2 separate regions of the Homo sapiens genome follow, and region 2 is linked to region 1. The links are chromatin loops, found by intact Hi-C in ENCODE. Cell type or tissue: GM12878. All regions are shown on one strand. Each heading gives the region's core, and the rest is flanking DNA. Links, peaks and the distances in the headings are about the cores only.

Region 1 (12,287 bases), core at 3,293-8,292:
TGACTCTTTTCTGCCAGTTTTACTTAATATATGTGTATTTCCCACTTGTGAGGTGATTGAAAGGAAACCTTGAACTATGCTACAGCCATTCAGTAAGAAATTCTCTATAAAGAGTGGCAAAATAATTCAGATTATTAGAATGTTGCTGTCTTTATCAAAGTCAAAGCTAATTTTGTTTTATGAAGCCGCCAAAAGAAAATGCTTGGGGAAACTCTCCAGGACATCGGTCTGGGCAAAGATTTATTGAGTAATACCCCATAAGCACAGGCAGCCACAGCAAAAATGGACAAATGGGATCACATCAAGTTAAAAAGCTTCTGCACAGCAAAGGAAAAAATAAAGTGAAGAGACAACCCACAGAATAGGAGAAAATATTTGCAAATGACCCATCTGACAAAGGATTAATAACCAGAATATATAAGGAGCTTACACAACTCTATAGGAAAAAAAATCTAATTATCTGATTAAAACATGGGGAAAGATTGGAATAGGTATTTCTTGAAGACATGCAAATGGCAAACAGACATAAGAAAAGGTGCTAAACATCATTGATCATCAGAGAAATGCAAACTACAGTGAGATATCATCTCACCTAGTTAAAATGGCTTCTATCCAAAAGGCAAATAAATGCTGGTGATTATTTGGAGAATTGGCAACCCTCATACACTATTGGTGGGAATGTAAATTATTACAATCACTATGGAGAACAGTTTGGATGTTCCTCAAAAAACTAAAAATAGAGCTACCATACAATACAGCAGTCCCACTGCTGAGGGTACAGAAATACCACCCCCCTCCCCGAAAAGGAAATCAGTGTATTGAAGAGATATCTGTTCTCCCATGTTTTTTGCAGCCCTGTTCACAATAGCCAAGATTTGGAGGAAACCTAAGTGTCCGTCAACAGATGAATGGATAAAGAAAATGTGGTATTTGCTAGTCAGCCACAAAAAAGAAAGAGATTTAGTCATTTGGAACAACATGGGTGGAACTGGTGGTCATTATGTTAAGTGAAATAAAACAGGCACAGAAAGATAAACCTCACATGTCCTCAGTTATTTGTGGAATCTAAAAATCAAAGCAATTGAACCCATGGGGATACAGAGTAGAAGGAGGGTTACTAGAGGCTGGGAAGGGTAGTGAGGGGACAGAAGGGAGGCTGGGACAGTTAATGGGTACAAAAGAATAGTTAGAATGAATGAATAAAACCTAGTATTTGGGCCAGGCACAGTGGCTCACGACTATAATCCCAGCACTTTGGGAGGCCAAGGTGGGTGGATAACAAGGTTAGGAGTTTGAGACCAGCCTGGCCAATATGGTGAAATCCCATCTCTACTAAAATACAAAAAAATTAGCTGGGTGTGGTGGCACACACCTGTAGTCCCAGCTACTTTGGAGGCGGAGACAGGAGAATCGCTTGAACCCGGGAGGCAGAGGTTGCAGTGAGCCAAAATCACATCACAGCACTCCAGCCTGGGTGACAGAGCAAGACTCCATCTCAGAAAAAACAAAAACGAAAACAAAACCAAACCAAACCCTAGTATTTGATAGCATGACAGGGTGACTATAGTCAATAATAATTATACATTTTAAATAAAATAATATAATTGGATTGTTTGTAACACAAAGAGTAAATGCTTGAGGGGATGGATACCCCATTTTCCATGATGTGATTATTATGCATTGCATGCCTGTCTCAGAATATCTCATGTACCACATAAGTATATACATCTACTACATATGCACAAAAATAAAATATAAAAAAATTATAAATACAATTTAAAAACACTTGAAGAGGTAAGGTCAGGTTATGTATGGTATAAAATCTTTTAGTGAAGGTGTGTCAGGATATAGTTTGTACAAGTCAGGGCATCTGGTATTTGAGATTACCAAGCTAAAACCATCTCAGTTTGTGAGAAGTGGCACCAATCAAACAGAAAGCCCTCTTTTCTCCATTCCATTTTTTTTTCTTCAAAGCTGTCATTTGCTATAAGTTATATTCAGTTTAAGAGGTGCTAGTCATAGTTTGTTGGGCTAAATTTTGCCATTTGTACTTTATTCTGGCAGACAAATGAGTTTAATTTGGCTTGTTTAGTATATTTTGAAATAATTTTTAATACAAATATTAAAAAGTAAGTAATGGAAGGGGAGGTCCATTTCATCTAGGTTCGAAAATTGGACTGGTATATTCTTTTAGTAAGTGTGGAATTTTTAAACTAATTACGGAATTAACCCATAATTGGGGAAGATAAAGATCTGGGAAAAGCTGGAAAGTTGGTTTAGTGGAATGTCAGTTGCTCCTGGAGTCAAATAACCTAAATTTGAGTCAACTTATTATCCAGTGCCCTTAGGAATGTCATTTAAATTATTTAAGTATCTGTTTCCTTATCTATGAAGGGAGAGGAAGAACACCTACTTAAAAGGACAGGAGGTAATATTTTAAAGGCAGTTCCTAAATTGTACATGTTTAAATACACATAGGTATGTTTATTAAGTGAAAAGGCATTTGCAATACATGGAATCTTAAAATTATATCAGTAATTTAAATTTAATTTCTAAAGTTATAGCTGTAAAACAAGTATCTTCCTGTATCAGCTCTGGGCAACAACTTCCCCAGGTGATATTTGAGCTGAATGAGCTCAAGTTTGAATTAACGTGATATCTCAATGTAGTGTTTCTTGGGTTGATTGCAGCAACTCTGAGTAGCTGGTTCTCAGGCAAGACCTCTTTCTTATCTTGCAGCTTTTACCATTAGGAGATATATCACCTATCTTGCCTTACATTAAGAAGAGTATCTTCATGTCCCTTTCTGAGCTACACACGATGTGATTTAGTTTGGATTTCATTCTTTCAGAAAAGTGTAGCCATTTGCTTGCTGCAATAGAACTTTTTTCCCTCCGCAGCCTTCGCTGCAACACAGTGGGTCATGTCTAAAAAAACAAGGTGCCTGTTTTATAATCGCTTTGATTTTTTCAGGAATAGCACCCACAGCAGAAAGAAGTGAACTTGTTTTGCAGATTGTAGATGTGGCACATTTATTCACATGTATTCTGAGTAGTAAAGTGTTAATTTTTCAAAACTACTACTTAAGCCTTGCAACCTTTTGCCCTTAAGTCTCTAGGAATGAAGAGTTAATTTGACTAGTACTGAATTATATAAGAAAGTGTTCTAAAAACTCACAAGTACACTTTAATGTATTTGGTTCCATTCAAAATCTGTTTACTCATTCAGATATATGTGAATAATTTTAATTATGCATTGTTTTTAAAGAAATATCTTAGACTGAGTATGTTATAATTAATTATTTAAAAAACTATATTATTTCCTGAGTATTGTCTCCAACTGAAGAATTCCACGTCTTTTTGCATGCTTTGAATGTTTACTACCAAGCCATATAACTTCATAGTAATTAGTTAATAAATTTCCTTTTCTGTGTTCGAATTCTTATAATGAGATTAGAGTTATAAAGTGAAGTTTATTTTATTTTACTTATTTATCTACATGAGGAAGCTTGTTGACTGAATATAAAGACATTATTACTGTCAGATTTTTTTTTTTTTTTTGAGACAGAGTCTTGCTCTGTTGCCCAGGCTGAGGTGCAGTGGCAGGATCTCAGCTCACTGCAAGCTCCGCCTCCTGGGTTCATGCCATTCTCCTGCCTCAGCCTCCTGAGTATCTGGGACCACAGGCGCCCGCCACTATGCCCGGCTAATTTTTTGTATTTTTAGTAGAGATGGGTTTTCACCGTGTTAGCCAGGATGGTCTCAATCTCCTGACCTCGTGATCCACCCGCCTCAGCCTCCCAAAGTGCTGGGATTACAGGTGTGAGCCACCACGCCTGGCTAATTTCTTTTTGTATTTTTAGTAGAGACGGGCTTTCACCATGTTAGCCAGGGTGGTCTCAATCTCCTGACCTCGTGATCCACCCGCCTCGGCCTCCCAAAGTGCTGGGATTACAGGCATAAGCCACGGCGCCCAGCTTACTGTCAGATTTTTAAATGTGATTTACAAGCAGCTTGGCTTTGACTTTTGATGGCCTAACTGATTTTGAGAATTATCAGACATTTAATGTATGAATCTTTGCAAGTGGGGAAATGCTATATTATTTTATAACAGTTAGTATGACCTGCTTTTTGCCATTGGTTTAGTAGTAAAGACCTTTTTGTAATTAAAAAGATAGTAATCAATTAGGGGGAAAAGGTATTGTGTCATTATTCAAATAGAGGAGACTTGTAATATTGGAAGCAGATGGTGCCAGGGGAAGTGACTTACAGACACTTATAGGTGCAATAGGTTATAGTGCCCCCTCCCAGCATTTTTTCTAAATAGCAGAGTTTTTTGTTTTTGTTTTTCCTATGGAAAAAGAAATGAGAATATCTTTCAGTTCTGTGTGATTTGGCTTCAGAGATCTTCTCAAAGATAAAAGATAATGAGTTTAAGGTACTTAAAAAAGAGCAGGGAAAGCCATTATATTTATGTGGAATTTTCTATTTTTGGTGCAGGTGGAACCTCTTTGAAGGTTTGCCATTAAGAAAAAAAAAATCCCAGGGGAAAAGTAGGGACAGTAACCAGTATCATGACAAGTAATCTCTAGTGTTTCGAAGTGATCCATAGGGCATTATTTAAAGGGAAATGATCACAAGCTCAGAACGTAGTCATGTTCTTCTGGTGTGAAACTAGAAATGGGGAACTGGGCGAGGGAGGGAACTGGAGCATTACTCTTAAAGTCTTAGGGTTAAACCTCAAAGGTCTTATAGAGACATTTCCTGTTCAGTTCAGCTATTCACTTATTCAACAAATATTTACTGAGCATGTACAATTTGCCATACACTATTATAGGTGAGGACAACAGTAGTGTAAAAACCAGTTTGTACCCTCATAGAGTTTATGTTCTAGTAGGGAAGATGGTCAATGAATTATGAGGTCAGATGGTGATAGGTGCTTAGAAGAAAACCAAACTGAGATCAGGGGTGAGTCTAATCAGGAAGCCCTCCCCTTAATTTATTCATTTGTTGATGTATCTGTTCATTTATTTGTTTAATGAAATAATTGTTGATCTTAAGCAAGACAGTTTACTTTCTGCTTTCAGTGACTTATGTAAGTGAGTTGTATGAACTCAGAACTAGTTTTCTCATACAAAAAAAGTTAAACAACTAAAGTTAAATTTCTTAGCTGGCTCACAGAATCTCCTTGAACCCATGTTAAAAATTTCACTGTGGTACTATGATAGGAGACTCCACTCTGGTTCTTAGGAGGACAGAACCAAGGAAAATGAGAGAAAATGTGGAGAGGAGTCTTTTGCTGTAGAATTGGCAGTCATCTTTTAGGGAGATTTTTAAATAAGCTAGTTTTGGTTTCACATTCTTCTATCAGATTTTCACCACCTTAGACTTCCCCTGTTTCCCCTCGCTGCCTTTTTCAGTCCTCCTTTCTCCTCCCCGCAGCCTGCTTTACTCATAAAAAGTGCTTTGTGGCATTCTAGCATTTTCTTAGAGGGGAGCAGTTTGACTGAACAACTTCTTCTAAGTGTATGAATGAGACATAATATAAGCATAACCCTAACCTGAACGAAGGTATTTGCATTTTCTGAAGAGGACACTTGAATCACTAATTGCTGGCATTTTGAGCTACCTGAAAAAGCTATGTGAAAATCCTCAGAGAATGTAGAGGACCTACTGTGGGCAGGAGGCCATTGGGTCTGTCAGGAAGGCCAACAATTCCTTTCAGTCTCCTGCCCAGGTAAGGTGTGCAGCCTTGCTTTTTAACTTTTTCTCTTCCTTCCATGAAAAAACTGGTGTTTCTTTTTTGTTGTTGTTGTTTTCTCTGATGGCTCTCATGCATTTTTATTTTCTGCCTTTTATAAGCTGGGTGGTTGCAAATGAGGGTAGTGTGGATAGGGTTCATGCTCCTGAGGCCCATATTCTGGCCTGTCAGCATGTTGAGCCAAAACAATGACAATAACAATGACAATATTAATGACTATGTTTTCTGACTGCCTAAGTATGCTAGTATTTCACATATATTCATGATACCATTTGGTCTTTACTACAGTCCTGAAGGGTTCATAAGAAGACCATTTGTAGATAAAGAAGGCAAGGGAGGTGAGAGGTTAAGATATTTGCCCCAGATTACAGGGCTAGTAAATGCAGTTGGGTTTGATCACACTTGGGTTTGTTTGATCCTGAAGTCTCTTTTCTTTTCCCTACTACTGTCCCAGAAATAAGTGACTGGTGATTCCAGAGGAACTGTTCCCTTGTTAGGCTCGAGCTGTTTTAACTCAGGATCACCAAGTGACTCTTGATGTTCTGCATACCGAGGCAAATGGATTAGGCTACAGAAGAAAGACTTGGAGCAGGAGTTCCAGTGGAGTGATTTTACTCATGTTAGCTTACCAGCCTCAGAGATGTGCCCGGGAGTCTGTTCCTATTTTAGGTACCCAAACTTCAGCAGGCCTTCAGGACCCATGGTACTTGGACTCTTTCCTGGACTTCATGGTATCTGGGCTCCTTCTCTCTTGAGTATTTAGATAAACACATGAACAGTCAGTTAGTGCATTGAACTCACGATACATTGATTGGTTCCTCTTGTGGTATTAACAGAGCTTATTGCTGCAGATTTTACTGACAGATAAAACTGGCACTAAAATTATCTATTTGTATTTCCTTCTCCATGAGACACTTTCATTGATTGTTTACTTTTATCCCCTATAAAAATACCTAGTGAGAAATCTGTGTTTTTAGTGTCTTTTTTGTTCTGCTTGGGGACCATGGCAAACCTTTGGTTGTGGTTGTACAATCAGTTATTCAAGTATTTCAACAATTGGCTGCATTAATTTTTTTCTTTTTTCAAAGGGATTGGGGAATTGGCAGTGGTGCTCAGGTTGCTGTATTTGGAATATAGAATGATCTGCTTGTCTCAAGTGAAAAACTCCTTGTAGACTTGGAAAAAGAGTTTGCCTTTGACTGCATAGGCTGGTACCTATTTTTTGATTTTCTAGCATTTTTCCAATTGGCCCATTCAACTTCCTTTATACCCTTTGTGATGTGAGGTATCGGATGCAATATTCTTTGTATGGTGCCATCCTTCATCCAGATGCATATGTTCTAGTGAAGCCAAACTGAAGGAAGAGAATGACTCTATTATGATGGATTAGTGTGCATATATTAGTCTATTTTCATCCTGCTAATAAAGATGTACGCAGGACTGGGCAATTTACAAAAGAAAGAGGTTTAATGAACTTAACAGTTCCACATGGTTGTAGAGGCCTCACAATCATGGTGGAAAGCAAGAAGGAACAAGTCACGTCTTACATGGATGGCAGCAGGCAAAGAGAGAGAGCTTGTGCAGGGAAACTCCCATTTTTAAAACCATCAGACCTCATGAGACCCACTCACCATCAGGAGAATAGCATGGGAAAGACTAGCCCTCATGATTCAACAGTCTCCCACTGGGTCCCTTCCACAGCATATGGGAATTATGGGAGCTACAAGATGAGAGTTGGGTGGGAACTCTGAGCCCAACCATATCATTCCATCCCTGGCTCCTCCCAAATCTCCTGTCTTCACATTTCAAAACCAATCATGCCTTCCCAACAGTCCCCCAAAGTCTTTACTCATTTTAGCATTAACTCCAAAGTTCACAGTCCAAAGTCTCATCTGAGACAAGGCAAGTTCCTTTCACCTATGATCCTGTAAAAGGCACTGGGTAAATACAGCTCTTCCACATGGGAGAAATTGGTCAAAACAAAGGGGCTAAAGACCCCATGCAAGTCTGAAATCTAGCTGGGCAGTCAAATCTTAAAGCTTCAAAATGATCTCCTTTGGCCCCAGGTCTCATATCCAGGTCATGCTGATATAAGATATGGGTTCCCATGGTCTTGGGCAGCTCCGTCCCTATGGCTTTGCAGGGTACAGCTTCCCTCCTGGCTGTTTTCATGGGCCGACATTGAGTGTGTGTGGCTTTTCCAGGTGCACAGTGCAAGCTGTCAATGGATTTACCATTCTGGGGTCTGGAGGATGGTGGCCTTCTTCTCACAGCTCCACTTGGTGGTGCCCCAGTAGGGACTCTGTTGAGGGCTCCAACCCCACATTTCCCTTCCACACTACACTAGCAGAGTTTCTCAATGAGGGCCCTGCCCCTGCAGCAAACTTCTGCCTGGGCATCCAGGCGTCTTTATACATCCTCTGAAATCTAGGCGGAGGTTCCCAAACCCCAGTTCTTTACTTCTGTGCACTCACAGGCTCAACTCCATGTGGAAGCTGCCAAGACTTGGGGCTTCAACCCTCTGAAGCCACGGCCCAAGCTCCCTGTTGGCCCCTTTGAGCCATGGCTGGAGTGGCTGGGATGCAGGGCACTAAGTCCCTAGGCTGCACAAAGCATGGAGACCCTGGACTCAGCCCACGAAACCACTTTTTTTCTCCTAGGCCTCTGGGCCTGTGATGGGAGAGGCTGCAGTGAAGACCTCTGACATGGTCTGGAGACATTTTTCCCATTGTCTTGGGGATTAACATTTGGCTACTTATTACTTATGCAAATTTATTCAACCAGTTTGAATTTCTCCTCAGAAAATGGTACTTTGTTTCCTATCACATTGTCAGGCGGCAGATTTTCTGAATTTTTATGCTCTGCTTCCCTTTTAAAACTGAGTGCCTTTAACAGCACTCAAGTCTCCTCTTGAATGCTTTGCTGCTTAGAAATTTATTCTGCTAGATACCCTATATCATTTCCCTCAAGTTCAAAGTTCCACACATCTCTAGGGCAGGGGCAGAATGCCACCAGCATCTTTACTAAAACATAAGAGTCACTTTTGCTCCAGTTCCCTACAAGTACCTCATCTCCATCTGAGACCATCTCAGCCTGGATTTCATTGTCCATATCACTATCAGGCTTTTGGTCAAAGCCATTCAACAAGTCTCTAGGAAGTTCCAAACTTTCCCACATTTTCCTGTCTCTGAGCCCTCCAAACTGTTTCAAGCCCTGTCTGTTACCCAGTTGCAATGTCGCTTCCACATTTTTGGGTATCTTTTCAGCAGCACCCCACTCCAATTTACTTTATTAGTCTGTTCAGCAGCACACCACTCCAATTTACTGTATTAGTACCAATTTACTGTATTAGTCTTTTCTCATGCTACTGATAAAAACATATCCGAGACTGGGCAATTTACAAAAGAAAGAGGTTTAATGGACTTACAGTTCTACATGGCTGGGGAGGTATCACAATCATTGTGGAAAGCAAGGAGGAGCAAGTTACATCTTACATGGGTGGCAGCAGGCAGAGAGAGAGAGCTTGTGCAGGGAAACTCCTGTTTTTAAAACCATCAGATCTCATGAGACCCATCCACCATTATGAGAACAGCATGGGAAAGACCTGCGCCCATGATTCAACCATCTCCCACCAGGTCCCTCCCACAACACATGGGAATTATGGGAGCTACAAGATGAGATTTGGGTGGGGACACAGAGCCAAACTGTATCAATGCAGTTCATGATGTATCCTCTATTATCAAAGATGAATCCTTCCACAAGTGTAACTTAGCGTCAGAAACTTCACCACTGGTAAATGACATGGAATATAGTGCAAAGACCTTCGGTGTAGGAATGCAGATGGTTCATGCATGATTTCATCTCTGCCACTGTCTAGAAATATAAGCTTTGATAAGTTTGTTTATTTTGTGGGCCTTGGTTTCCTAGTTTATAAATTAAAGCTAAAGTAATCATCTCTGCCACTGTCTAGAAATGTAAGCTTTGATAAGTTTGTTTATTTTGTGGGCTTTAGTTTCCTGGTTTACAAATGAAAGCTACAATTAAGATAGCCTTTAAAGCTGTCATTACATTCTGTAATCCAAGGCTGAAATAAAATAGGGTGCACAGAAGTGCATTATTGCAGTAAAGTTATAGGACTTTCTATGTCTCCCTTTATGTTTGTCAGTTTTTGCTTCATATAATTTGATGATCTATTATTAGGTGTATGAACATTTATGATTGTTATGTTTTCATGCTGAATTGAACCTTTTATTTATAAATAATATTCATTGTCTCTTGTAATCTTTTCTGATTTAAAGTCTATTTTGTCTGATATTAATATAGCTACTTCTGCTCTTTTTTGGTTATGATTTATATGAACTATCTTTTTTCATCCTTTCACATTCAGTTTACTTGTGTTTTTCAATCTAAAGTGAGTCTCATGTAGACGGAATATAGTTGGATCATATGTTTTGATCCATTCTACTGATCTTGGTATTTTTGATTGGAGAGTTTGATCTACTTACATTCAGAGTAATTACTGATAAGGAGGGATTTACTTTGTCATTTTGCTGTTTGTTTTTTATATGCTTTCTAGCCTTCTCTCATTTTCTGCATTAGTCTCCCTTTGTGTTTCATTGATCCTTTTTTGAAGTGAAACATTTAAATTTCTTTTTTGTTTCTTTCATTTCATTTTCTTTTCAAAATCTAATTTGATTTTATGTCAGATTAACTTCAGTAACATACAAAAACTATACCCCTTTTACAGCTTTGTTCCCAATCCTTTCAGTTTTTGATGTCACAAAATTCCATCTTTATCAAATTTGGGAAGTTTTCATCCATTATTTCTTAAAATACTCTTTATGCCTCTCTTTCTCTCTCTCTCTCTCTCTCCTCCTTCTGGTACTCCCACAATGCACTTGTTAGTTCACTTGATGGTGTTCCACAGGTCCCTTTGGCTCTGTTCACTTTTCTTCAGTCTTTTCTCTTTCCTTTCCTCAGAATAGATATTTCCAGTGTTCTATCTTCAAGTTTGCTGATTCATCTGCCTGCTCAAGTTTACCTTCTAATTTCTCTAGTGTGTTTTTTATTTTATTTATTATACTTTTAAGCATCATAATTTCCTTTTTCTTTTAGGTTCTCTGCCTCTTTATTGATATTTTCATTTTATCCACACATTATTTTCTCAACTTTTATTTTAGATTCAAGGGGTATAATATGCAGATTTTTTACATGGGTATATTACATGATGCTGAGGTTTGTGGCATGATTTAACCTGTCACTAGGGCAGTGAACATAGTACCCACTAGGTAGTTTTTAAACCCTTGTTTCTCTCCATCATTTCCCGCCTTGTAGTCTCCAGTGTCTGTTGTTCCTATCTTTATGTTCATGTGTACCCAGTGTTTAGCTCCCACTTGTAAGTGAGAACATGAAGTATGTGGTTTTCTGTTTGTGTGTTAATTTGTGTAGGATAATGGCTTCCAACTCCATCTGTGTTGCTGCAAAGGACATGATTTTGTTCTTTTTTATGGCTGTGTAGTATTCCATGATGTATATGTACCACATTTTCTTTATCCAGTCCACTGTTGAAGGGTGCCTACGTTGATTCCAAGTCTTTGCTATTATGGATAGTGCTGTGATGAACATATAAGTGTATGTGTCTTTTTGGTAGAATGATTTATTTTGGGGTTTACAGATCCAGTAATGATATTGCTCAGTTGAGTGATAGTTCTATTTTTAGTTCTTTGAGCAGTCTCCAAACTGCTTTCCACAGTGGCTGAACTAGTTTGCTTTCCTACCAGCAGTGTGTAAACATTCCATTTTCTCTGCAGACTTGTTAGCATCTGTTATTTTTGGACTTCGTAATAATAGCCATTCTGACTGGTGTGAAATTGTTGGTATCTCATTGTGGTTTTTGATTTGAATTTTTCTGATGATTAGCGATGGTGAGCATTTTTTCACGTAGTTTTTGGCCACTTGTATGTCTTCTCATGAGAATTGTCTATGCCTTTTGCCCACTTTTTAATGTTTTGTTTTTGTTTTTGTTCTTTTGCTTGTTGATTTAAGTTTCTTACAGATTCTGGATATTAGACCTTTGTAGGATGCACAGTTTGTGAATATTTTCTCCCATTCTGTAGGTTATCTGTTTACTATGTTGATTGTTTATTTTGCTGTGCAGAGGCTCTTTAGTTTAACTGAATCCCACTTGTCAATTTCTGTTTTCATTGCAATTGCTTTTGATGACTTAGCCATAAATTCTTTGCCCAGGCCAATGTCAAGACGGACATTTTCTAGGTTTTCTTGTAGGGTTTTTGTAGTTTGAGGTTTTATATTTAAGTCTTTAATCAATCTTTAGTTCAGGGTCCAATTTGATTCTTCTGTGTATGGTTAGCCAGTTATGCCACCACCATTTATTGAATAGGGAGTCCTTTCCCCATTGCTTATTTTTGTTGACTTTGTCAAAGATCAGATGGTTGGTTGTGTGTGGCTTTATTTCTGGGTCCTCTATTCTGTCCCATTGGTTTTTTTTTTTAATTTTTTTTTGTCTG
Region 2 (12,287 bases), core at 3,081-8,080, 470 kb before region 1:
TGTGCCTGCTATTTCAAAGCTGGTATGTTGTGAAGTCTTCCTTAATATCTAGCACATTTATGATGGTTTTGGAGAAATTATCATCTAGCACTAGCATTGCCACCACTAGCATAAATCAAGTAGTTTGGGGTTGTGCAAAGTGGGGATAAAATTGTCCCCTGCTGCTGTCATCTTTATGATATCTTAAAATCATACAATGTCAAAAGAAAATTAGGATGAGGAAACCTAGACAAGGTGGAGCCCTGAGAGGAGACATTTATTAAGTTCTGACACTTGTTTTCACTTTTATACTCATATGTATCGTGAGTAATGCCATACAGTGGCAGTAAACAATCTTTGTTGACTGAATAAATGCATAGCCAAACCAGAACGCAGCACAGGCTTGTCTAACTCAGTGAAACAGCTGATGGTTGAACCAAATGCCTGGAACTAAAAAGCTGTGAAAGATTTAAGTGAAGACATGATATCTCCCCTCAAGTTATTATTCACCTCTGAGATGTTCACCTTCTTTTGGCATCTGTTGTTTGGCTTGATATGATTTTACCCCCACTTTGCACAACCCCAAACTACTTGATTTATGCTAGCAGTGGCAATGCCAGTGCTGGATGATAATTTCTCCAAAACCATCATAAATGTACTAGATATTAAGGAAGACTTCACAACATACCAGCTTTGAAATAGCAGGCACACATTAGTCTGAATCTGCAAATTATCTGGGTATGAAACAACTCTCAATTTTAAGTTTGGAATGGGATTTGAGACCTGTGGAATGTAACTTTTCCCACTGAGATGTTATTACTTTATCTGCTCTTGCTCTGTATGATTTTTCTGATTTAAAAGGGCAGCCTTACGATTGTTCCCCCACATTTTGTTTTACAGGGTGGCAACGAGGGCAGCAAAAAATGCTCTTGGTGAAGAGAGAGTTTGTGCCATTAAGTGGTTTATCATCAGCAATTTTAGGATCTTTGAAAATGTAATACATGTTTTGAAATGAGTGCCCTGTCCAGATAACCACTTCTTCCTCTTGGTTCTTTTAACTGCTGCTAGAATCTGAAAGGTAAATGGAATCTGTCACTATTTATGTGATTTCAAACTGTAAGTTGAAATGAGATACCACCTACCTTAAATGAGATACCACTTACCTTAGAGCTCTGAGGAGGCATTTTGGAACTTATCTGGGGGTGATGCAGGAGAGTGTTATGTTAGTTTTAGCTAGAGTATAAAATTCTGTGTAGTTAGGATGATAAGGTGGCAATGCACATTGCACTTAAATTAAGAATTCACATTTATACAGAGCCAAACGCGCGCGCGCGCGCGCGCGCACACACACACACACACACACACACACACAGATGTCCCTGTAGTTGAGGGTGTCTTGCTAGAAAGTTGTATATAAGTTAAACTATGCCATGGGAGTGAATAACCAACCCTTTAAGACATACTTTATTTCCTTTTTTGGCCAATGTTCAGAAGAATCAATTTTGAATTGACTCCTCATATTGACTCATTTGGCAATGTAAAACCTTTCCTTTTCTCGAGATGACATTGAAACCTTATTCTTTTCTTTAGGTTGTGTAGTTTCCACAGGAAAAGATAAATAATGCACTTTGTGTGAATCATAAACCACCTCACAGTCATGTGAGTTTCAAGTCAAATCCAGTTACTATTTTAAACAGATAAGGAGATAGAGTGGGCAGATGGTAGGTCCAACGACTCCTCTAATAAGAGGAGCCCAGAGGGCTTATAAGTAACTGAAAGTAAGCATTTTATTCCTCTAACAAAAAGAAAGAAGTAAAGAGAGAGAAAGAGAAGGGGGAGCAGCATACAAAATGGCTCATCAGCGTAACTCGGGCTACGGTATTGTGTATGCTGGTTGCCATTTAAGTTTTGATCACATGAACACTGCCAGACGTGCATATGAGCTTTTTTGACCCATACAGGCATTTTGATAAATTACCTTCCAAGCAGCTGATAAGAAAACTTTGTCATTCATTGTAGCCTCAGAGGTAAAAGCCAGACCAGGGATTAAAAAGACGGGGAAGGAGCCCTGAGAGAATGGCGGTGGGTCCAGTTGTGGATGCAGAATGAGGTTAATAGCTGAATGCCCTGGAGATCTGTGCCAGAAAAGATCTTTGTTGTTGAATATATTTATTAACCATTTATAAGATGAGGTGAATAAAGGAGTGATATTATTCAATGACCCTAAATTTTCAGTCCAATAAGGACCACAAGAGATTCCAGCAAGACTTAACAAAACCAGGTAATTGGACAATATGATGAAGATGAAATCTGAAACAGGCAAGTGTGAGGTGATGCACATCTGAAAGAACAATTTAAGCTAATCATACACAGTGATGGGTATTGAATTAGCCATAACCTTCCAAGAGAAAGATCATAAGCCTTGCTCAATGGGCAACAGTGCTAAAAATAAGCCACTGGAAGAGGAGTGAGAATAATGTGGACAATATTAAGGTGCCATTATATAAATTGACAGCATATCCTTGTCTAGAATATTATGTTGAGTTTTAGCCACCTCGTCATAAAAATGGAATGGAAGAAACAGAAAAATTCCCTGAAGGTCTGCTAAACTGATTGGAAATATAAGATAAGCTTCATTATGAAGGGAATATTTTTATGTCATGTTTAAAGATCTCCTGTAATGAAAATCCTATAGTGATGTAAAAGAGATTTATGATTCTCAGTAGCATCTGGGGTATGCCCATTAAAGAGAAAATAAGCACTCACATTTTGTGCTGTAGTCTCAGACCTGGGTAATCAAAGCATTTTTATCTCCAAATAGTATCTTGAGTCCTGTTGAAAGTAGTAGAAGTTGGTGGCATCTTTTGGGGAAAAAAATGCATATCTCCCTGGAAAACTCCTTTTATCTGGGCCAAATCAATGCATGTTTATGCTTTATGTATATAATGATAATTCATGTTCATAATGATAACTCCAGGTCACTGCATGATTCTTAAAACACTTTTAGATTTAGAAAAAAAACCTAAACAAAGAAAAACACACATTTAGTATAACTGAATAAATAACATTTGACCTATTGTTCTAAAACTTGGGCATTAATGTTTGGTAGGTATACTGATTTACTAGCCATAGTATTTGTTTACTCAGCACATTTCATCCTCAGCTACCAAAGGTAAGTTATTGTTTTAGGTTGTTTTCCAGTTTCTATTTAGCCTAAGAACTCCACCCAAGTTAGAAAAGAATAAAAATGAGGTAAAAATAAAGCAGCATTATGAAACTTAAAAAAGGGAAAGGTCACACACTAATGCTTTTCCATCCTGGGCACTGGGGACTGGGGTGAAGGCTGGGGGGTCCATTTTCATTATTATCTTTGCATTTACAAACACAGCCTCCGACGTTTAGTATTTGCTTTGAATGAGGAACCGAGAAATAATGTCCAAGATGAGTTCAAAAAGAGGTGAATCTAGTACTTGGTAGCTAAAGTAATAATCCAGTTGGGCTATATTACTCTGGGTATTAAGAAACAATAGCTAATAAGAAGTAGTTTCAGCCAGGCGCCAGTGGCTCATGCCTGTAATCCCAGCACTTTGGGAGGCCGAGGCGGGCAGATCGCCTGAGGTCAGGAGTTTGAGACCAGCCTGGCCGGCATGGTGAAACCCTGTCTCTACTAAAAAGACAAAAACCAGCCAGGCATGGTGGCAGGTGCCTGTAATCCCTAGATACTCAGGAGGCTGAGGCAGGAGAATCACTTGAACTCCGGAGGTGGAGGTTGCAGTGAGCCAAGATAGCACCACTGCACTCCAGCCTGGCCAACAGAGTGAGACTCTGTCTCAAAAAAAGAAAAAAAAAAGGGAAAGTTTCATGATACTGTATAATAACTTGGCTCATACCTTCTTGTCCTGGGAAATCTGTTTATATACATGAAAAGTATATCTCAAGAAGAGTTTCTTCCAGAATGATATAGGCTCTGTAACGCTTCAAAGGATAATCTCTACCAGAATATAAATCCCAACAGTTCTTTCCATATGCCAGATAAAATGTATTTTAGCATTTACTTTGGTCTCTAAAACATTATCTGGGTTGTTCTTGTAGAAATAAGCAAAGACCAACCAAATGAGAACAAGCAAAGGTCATTTATTCAGAGATTGCTTTAGAAAGGGAGTCAGCTACAACAATCACTGTCACTTTTGTTTTGGCAGAGACTCAAAGGCAGGTAGAGAAGTGGAGAAACTTCACAGTAGACAAAGGGAAAGCTTCAGGTATGCCCTAACTGGAGGCTATTGGCATTGGAAAGCTGTAGATGAACTAACCATTAATAGAAGCAGGGCATCTGATGTGATTTATTAGGGGTGCATGTTTAGCTTTTTGTGGTTGATCCTAAGTTGGGAGCAGTGACAAAGATTAGAGAAGATGTGGGTTATTAATGAAGTCCTGACCTTTTGAGGCTGACTGTTCCAGAGGAAATTGTTTGGCTTTCTGGATTGTTACCAGAGATAGCAGTCTGATTTCCTACAAGTCTGACTTATAGGAGGCCAGCTATTATTGATGATGGGTTGGTTTCCTGGGAAGATGACTCCATTTTAGAAGTCAAAGCTCTGTTTTTACATATGATCTGACCACTGTCCATTTGTATATTCAGTCTCTCACTCTATAAAACAAAAGAATGAAAGTTCACATTGTGAGAGGATTGAACTCTTATAAGCATCAGACTTCCATTTGTGAATAGCGTTTTTAGTTTGCAAATGCCTGAAATACATTATCATCAAGATGAGAAAACTTTTAGAAGTCTCAGATTATGGCTTGCTTCCAGTTTGGGCAAGAGATGACTTTAAAACCGAATTTTCATTCAAATAAAGTAACCGTAAATTATAGAAAACATAATTGAAAATATGACAGTATTTGAAAAAGAAGAAAGAAAAAAAGACTACCATATGTTTAAAACTGCCTCTGTAGTTTTATTAATTAAAGAGCATAACTTTTGATTCAAATCCCAATGTGAATGTCTTTTGAAAGATGTAGTAACTATTTCAAGCCACCAGGGTGCACCATTTTGAAAACTGTCTCAGGGATCCTAATGATAATTCTAACAGCCCAAAGGAGTTTGCACATCTTTTTAAGAGCCCTAGCTTCCTCCCAGGGATACAGTGTGAGCCACAAAGATCTACTTTAGTAATAAAGTACCTTTGATTTATGGATTATATCATATTTAATATCCTCAGTTGAATGGTATTCAGCAAGCAGAAAGAGTTATTTTTTTTTCTAGGTGCTAGTACTGACATTTAGCCATGTATAATATACTACCACAATTAACTAAAACATACCGTTCCTGAAATGTGCTATAACCAAATGCACTATATTTTTCATATGATTTGCAATTTCCGTGGAGAGCTCATTTGGATTACGTTTATAATATTCATTTAGCAAACTCCATTAGCAATGTTTACAAGTGCTTATGGATCCAGTAAATGAGTTTGCGGGTATGCCGTGAACGAAGTAAGTTAAATGCATCCATTTGTGTATGGTATCTAATGCATAAACTCATTCCAATCAGGAAGATGTACAGCACATTAAACTGTAACCTGGGAGTCTGGATTTTGATATGGTTCCTACATGGCTCCCTAATATGACTGAATTGATTAACCTTTTGGTTTCTTGATTTTCCCTTAAGGGGAAAACTCATTGAAAAACTAGATTAATATGAGCAGCTGAGCATAAGAATCCTTAGGGGCAAACAAACAAACAAACAAACACACAGAATAGAGAGATGTTGATTCAGTCTTCTCCGCCTTGTAAATTAGATCTTTTAGTGGAAAAGTGTTTTAGCACACTAGGTTTCTAGAATGCTAATGACATTAATAGAAATGTAACTTTCTGAATTATCCTGGCGACCTGAAAAGGTTTCTGCATCTCACAAAAAGGACTAACCTAAAAACTACAAATATGTAGTGTTAAAAATGGTTGAGATGAGAAATTTTGTGTTAGGTGTTTTTGACCACAACAAAAATAAACCCAACAGTAACAAAATAAAACAAAACAAAAACTTGTAGGTGTTCATATTCAGAGTGACTGATTCTTTTGATGGGAAATCTCTAGAGACCCATTAGAAGGGAGAACAAAGGACCTTTGTTAAAGCCTGGTGATCTGCACAAACTATGGATTTCCCAGTTTCTGAGATTTATAGGTTGTTGTTCTCACTAGGTCATGATAGGGGTGGGGATGGGGGACCCGGGGAGACAGTAGGTTAGTGATACCCAGTCCTGTATAGATCTCCTAGGATTAGAAAGAAAGCCTATTTTAATACTAGCTAACATTTAGTGATGCTTACCATAGGCTTTATGCGCTTCACATGTGGCTCTGATCCTCAAAACAATCCTATGGATTTAGGTATTATTATTTTTATCTTCATTTTACAAATGAGGAAACTGAGGCCTAGAGAAATTAAGTAATGTGTCCCAAGGTCACATAGCTACAAAGGGGTAGTGCTAGAATTTGAACTCAGTCTCTTTGTCTCCAGAGCCCTGCTCTTAACCGCTGTATCACAGATAACTGATGTTTTCCCTACAGCTTACATTGAGGTATGTAATTGACTGAAACAGAAGAATCCAAAATCTAGGCTTCATATATTTCAAATGTATGACTTGGGTTACTTGACCATGTTAACCCTCAGTTAGTTGTGCTTTTTGTAGTAGAAGTTCTAATTTTGGCTTACTGAAGATGTGGGATATAATTCCCCATATTGAATCTAATTTAGATCCAGGATCCAGAAATTCAAGTCATCTTTGACATGATAAGAAACTTATCAAACAGTGCCATCCAATGAGAATATATTCTTGTCTTCTTTCAAAATCGAGTTGGGAATTTCAGTTATTATTTAAAATTTTTTTTCACAAATATGGTTTTTTTCTCCTAGAACACAGATGCTCTTAACTCCCTAGCAGTCACCATCTGTACCTCAATTTACATTTCCCCAAACACTGCTGACATCTGTTTAAATGCCAATCTCTCCCCAACTTAGTAGGATTTTAGCTCAAAAGTGATATCCTATGAGTGATTTGGAATTTCAAAATGATACTAATTTTCATCAAAATGCTCAATGGCTACAGATACACAAGCTTCACCTGCCCCTTTGAGAAGGTTTTGGCAAAATGGAGGCTAATATTGAAAGTGATCTGTCATTTCCGGGGAATAGGACTGTTTTACCAGGTTAAAATGTTCATTTATGGGAAAAGGCTCTGAGTTGTCATGAAGAGAATTCTGGGGAATTAAGAATTCTCCTAAATAATCATTCTCTTTTTCTTCTTTCAGGTTCATGCTCCTTTCATACAGAGATGTCTGACTTTCTTCTGTGAATTATCACATGAGAGCATGCACAGAAAATATGTCCGGGGATAGGGACAGTGTGGGAATGCGGCTGAGGTTGGTTGGACAATGGGACTGAGAGATCGTCATGAGCTGTGAGATACTAATTTTTAAAAGAACATACAGAAATTATGCCCCTAAGGGAGTAATGTCTCAGTAATATCAAATCTTTATCCTTTGGAGATAAATTTGATTTTTGGAAAAATCCAAAAGTCATCTGGAATGTAGTATTATTATAAAGTTGGTTTAAGGGAACAATTTTTCTTATGTGGTTCACAAACTGATTCTAAGAAGGCAATTTCAAAAGATGAACTCTAGAAAAATTTTAAACAATGGCGGCATCATGAGACTAAGCAAGTCATCTTTCGAGAAGAATTATTTGTTGGAAGTATAAATTTGGTCTTATTTGTGTTTTGGAGTCAGGTGGATCAGGGCTTTAGATCTGGCTTCATGTATTTCCAGATCTATGACTTGGGTTACTGAACCAGGTGAAGCCTCAGTTCATTTCCTAACCTGTAAGATGAAGATAATTCTAGTATCTATCTTGTGGCATTGTGAAGATTAAAAAATGATAGTGTATGTAAAGTGCTCTGCCCAGTGCCTAGCATATAGTAAATGCTCAATAAAAGTGATGCTAACTCATACCCTCCTTCCTACCCTCAAGGTGGCTATATGGATTCCAGTCAGGAAGAACTTGGAACCATGTTATACCATTTATTTGAGTACTATGGTCCTAGGCAAGTCATCTGACTTTTAGAGTTCTGATGTCCTGCTTTATAAAGTGGATATAATAATACCTCTTTTACCAGATTATCATGAATGTTAGAGATAATGTACATAAAGGATTTAGAGCCATAATTATGATTATTATGGAAAGGAATCTTAGAATAACAACCTTTTAATGGGGACCAGATTGTTCTGTAAAGATAACAAATTTAATATGGTACTAATGCTGGTATTTTAAAACTGACAAAATTCCAAATTGAAACTTGAGATTTTTTCAAGAAGGAAAATATCTCTGGGTATGGCTGCATCACAACTGAATTATTGGTTTCTTGGTTGCAAACCTATAATACAATAGGGAAGCTCATCTCACTCATATCTCCCAGTGGATTTCACAGGATTCCTACTGCTATCAACAAGAGGATTTGGTTAACTATAGAGCCCAGGGAAACATCACTTCCATGGTTAGAAGTTTTTCGTTATGTACAGACCAAGACCTTAGAGAATAGTTTCAGTTGTAAAATAATTAAGTGCATCTTGTAAAATGCAAATAAAAATTTTAATGGAGAAAGGCCATTACTCTGCTCCTCATTTCCGTTATTAAATCTCCCTTAACAAGTGTTTAAGTAATTCTTATAACAGCAACAAAAAAGTCAGAGCCTGTAGCAACATCTCTCTTTCAAGAGGAGAGAATATTCATATTTTCTTTTCATTTTGTTTGGCAAAAATGTCTCAGTTAAAATGAGATGTCTGACTCATTTCTAGAGCCAAATATTTCTGAAATAAAAGTTTGAAGTTACAAAAATAAAAAATTAAAACCCAGTTCAATTCAAAAATAGGCTTATAACTTTCTGATTTCAAACCAAAATGTCTATGAACAAAACTGTGATTAAATACAGTCATACCTTGCAGATATTGTGGGTTCAGGTTCCAGACCACCATAACAAAATATTACAATAAAGTGAATGACACACACATTTTTTGGTTTCCCATTGCCTGTAAAAGTTATGTTTACGATATAGTCTATTAAGTGTGCAAAAGCTTTATGTCTAAAAAATGTAAATACCTGAATTGAAAAATGCTTTATTTCTAAGAAATGCTAATGATCATCTGAGCCATGGCTGCTGACTGATCAGGGTGGTGGTTGCTGAAGGCTGGGGTGGCTGGAGCAATTTCTTAAAATAAGACCACAATGAAGTTTGCTGTATCAGTCAACTCTTCCTTTTATGAAAGATTTCTCTTTAGCATGAGATGCTGTTTGATAGCATTTTACCCACAGTAGAACTTCTTCCAAAATTGGAGTCAGTCCTCTGAAACCATCCTACTGCTTTATCAACTAAGTTTATGGAATATTCTAAATCCTTTTTTGTCATTTCAACAATGTTTATAGCATCTTCATGAGAAGTATCAATACATGCCGTATTAAGAAAGCACTTTCTTTGCTCTTCCCTAAGAAGCAACTTTTCATCCATTCAAATTTTATCATGAGATTGTAGCAATTCTGTCACATTGTCAGGCTCCACTTCCAATTCTCATTCTTTTGCTATTTCCACCACATCTGCATTTACTTCCTCTACTAAAATCTTGAACTCTTCAAAATCATCCATGAGGGTTGGAATCAACTTCTTCCAAACGCCTGTTCATGTTGGTTTTTTGACCTCTTCTCATGAATCATGAATGTTCTTAATGGCATCTAGAATGGTGAATCCTATCCAGAAAGTTTTTGATTTATTTTTCCCATATTCATCAGAGAATCACACCACCCATGACAGCTATAGCCTTAGAAAATAAATTTCTTTTATTTTTATTTTGAATTTTTATTTATTTAATTATTTTTTTGAGACAGGTTCTTGCTCTGTCACCCCGGCTGAAGTGCACGATCATGGCTCACTGTAGCCTTGACCTCCTGGGCTCAAAAGATCCTTCCACCCGAGCCTCCTGAGTAGCTAGGACCACAGGTGCATGCCACCATGCCTGGCTAAGTTTAGTAGAGACAGGATCTCACTATGGTCCCTACGCTGGTCTCAAACTCCTGGCCTCAAGCAATTCTCCCACCTCAGTCTCCCAAAGTGCTATGATTACAGGTGTGAGCCACTGCACCTGGCAAAAATAAATTTCTTACATAGTAAGACTTGAAAATTGAAATTACTTTTGGATTCATGAGCCACAGAATGGATGTTGTGTTAGCAGGCATGAAAACAACATTATTCTCCTTGTACTTCTTCATCAGAGCTCTTGGGTGACTAGGCACATTGTCAGTGAGCAGTAATATTTTGCAAGAGATCTTTTTTTGAAGAGTAGGTCTAAACAGTGGGCTTAAAATATTCAGCAACTATGCTCTAAACAGAAGTTATACCATTCAAACTTTCTTGCTCCATTTGTAAAGTACAGGAAGATTAGATTTAACATAATTCTCAAGGGCCATAGGATCTTCAGAGTGGGAAATGAGCATTGGCTTCAACCAGCTGCATTAGCCCCTAACAAGAGTCAGTCTGTCCTTCGAAGTTTTGAAGTCAGGCATTGACTTCTCCTCGTTAGCTATGAAAGTCCTAGTTGACATCTTCTTCCAATAGAATACTGTTTTGTCTTCACTGAAAATCTGTTGTTTATCATAGCCACCTTCATCAGTGATTTTAGCTAGATCTTCTGGATAACTTGCTGCAGTTTCTACATCGGTACTTGCTGCTTCACTTTGCACTTTCATGTTACGAAGATGGCTTCTTTCCTTAACCTTCAGGAACCAAACTCTGCTAGCTTCAAACTTTTCTTCTGCAGCTTCCTCACCTCTCTGTTTTTATAGAATTGAAGAGAATTGGGCCTCACTCTGGATTAGGCTTTGGCTTAAGGGAATGTTGTAGCTGGTTTGATCTTTCATGTGTATCTCTGAAAGTTTCTCCATATCAGCAATAAGGCTGCTTGGTTTTCTTATCATTTGTATGTTCACAGGACAGTATTTTTAATTTCCTTCAAGAACTTGTCCTTTTCATTCACAACTTGGCTGTTTGGCACAAGAAGCCTAACTCTTGGCCTATCTTGACTTTTGACATACCTTCCTCTCTAAGTAAGCTTAATCATTTCTAGCTTTTGATTTAAATTTGAGAGATGTGTGGCACTTCCTTTCACTTGAACATTTAGAGACCACTGTAGGATTATTAACTGGCCTGATTTCAATATCACTGTGTCACAGTGAACAGGAGGTCCTGAGGAGAGGGAGAGAGATGGATAAATGCGTGGTCAGTGGAACACGTCAGAACACAAACAACATTTATCAAGTTCGCCGTCTTATTTGGATGTGGTTTGTGGTGCCCTGAAACAATCACAACAGTAACATCAAAGATCACTGATCACAAATCACTGTAACAGATATAATAATAATGAAAAAGTCTGAAATACTGTGAGAATTACCAAAATGTGATGCAAAGACATGAAGTGAGCAGATGCTGTTGGAAAAATGGCACCAATAGACTTTCTTGATGCCAGGGGTTGCCACAAATCTCTGATTTGTAAAAAATCCAAAATCTGCAAAGTGAAATAAAGCAAAATGCAATAAAATGGGGTCTACCTATAAGTAGTTTTTTCTAAATAAAGAGTAGAATGTTTTCCTCAAATTGAATATTACAGAGAAGCCTAAATGAGAAATGGATAAAAGCAAGACTACTCTGGTTAAAGAAGGAAGGGAGTGGCCCATTCTCCCCTCTTCTTCTCCTCCTTCTTTCCACCTGCATCTCCCATGATCCTATGACACCATCCCAGAAACCCCAGGGCTCTCAGAATACAGTTTTGGATTAATTGCTCCAGCTATTCCTTTGGTTTCATTATTGCTCCTGTTTTTTTTCTTTCTTTTCTTTTCTTTTTTTTTTTTTAAAAAAAAAAAAAAAGAAGAAAAAGTGGCCTTTGGGCATAGAGCATTAATCCTGTCAACTTCAGTAGGCAGGAGACAGACATGTTTGTATCTGACAGCTCAGTTCTCTCTGCTTTGCCCAGTGTTTGGGAGCAGGATTTCTGAATATAGACAAGTCTTTCTTCAAGTTTGATTGCTGTTGGTGGTAAAGTTTCTCCTGGTTGACTTGGTAGAATTTTTCTAATGACTTTCTATTCAAGAGGACAGGCACTGTAAGTCTTAAAAAGTCGCTGTTCTTATATTTGGTAACACTGGCCATGTTGGTACTTTCTTTTGCCAAACAAAGTACAATGTCAAAGTGGGGATGGGTGGGAACATGATTACC

What was found. Hi-C counts contacts between places; a loop is a spot of excess contacts. Peaks named below come from ENCODE experiments on the same cell type or tissue, not always from the same donor. Only the 100,000 strongest peaks of a DNase experiment are listed, where the experiment ranks them.
Region 2: a loop joins it to region 1, with 4 times the contacts of the local background. A loop is called at or near these places in 1 of 110 quality-filtered maps.

The regions. Positions count from the first base shown.
Region 1 is chr14:29,850,881-29,863,167 of GRCh38, reverse strand. The region is part of intron 1 of PRKD1 (protein kinase D1); the gene reads left to right. Among named protein-coding and RNA genes, the nearest start is that of PRKD1, 71 kb to the left of the region's middle. In GM12878, for the core only: no CTCF peak of the experiment used is centred there; DNase peaks (open chromatin) are centred at 4,717 and 5,467; H3K4me3 peaks cover 816 bases; H3K27ac peaks cover 1,666 bases.
Region 2 is chr14:30,323,410-30,335,696 of GRCh38, reverse strand. No RefSeq gene overlaps it. Among named protein-coding and RNA genes, the nearest start is that of G2E3, 230 kb to the left of the region's middle. In GM12878, for the core only: a CTCF peak has its summit at 5,029 (motif pointing right); no DNase peak of the experiment used is centred there.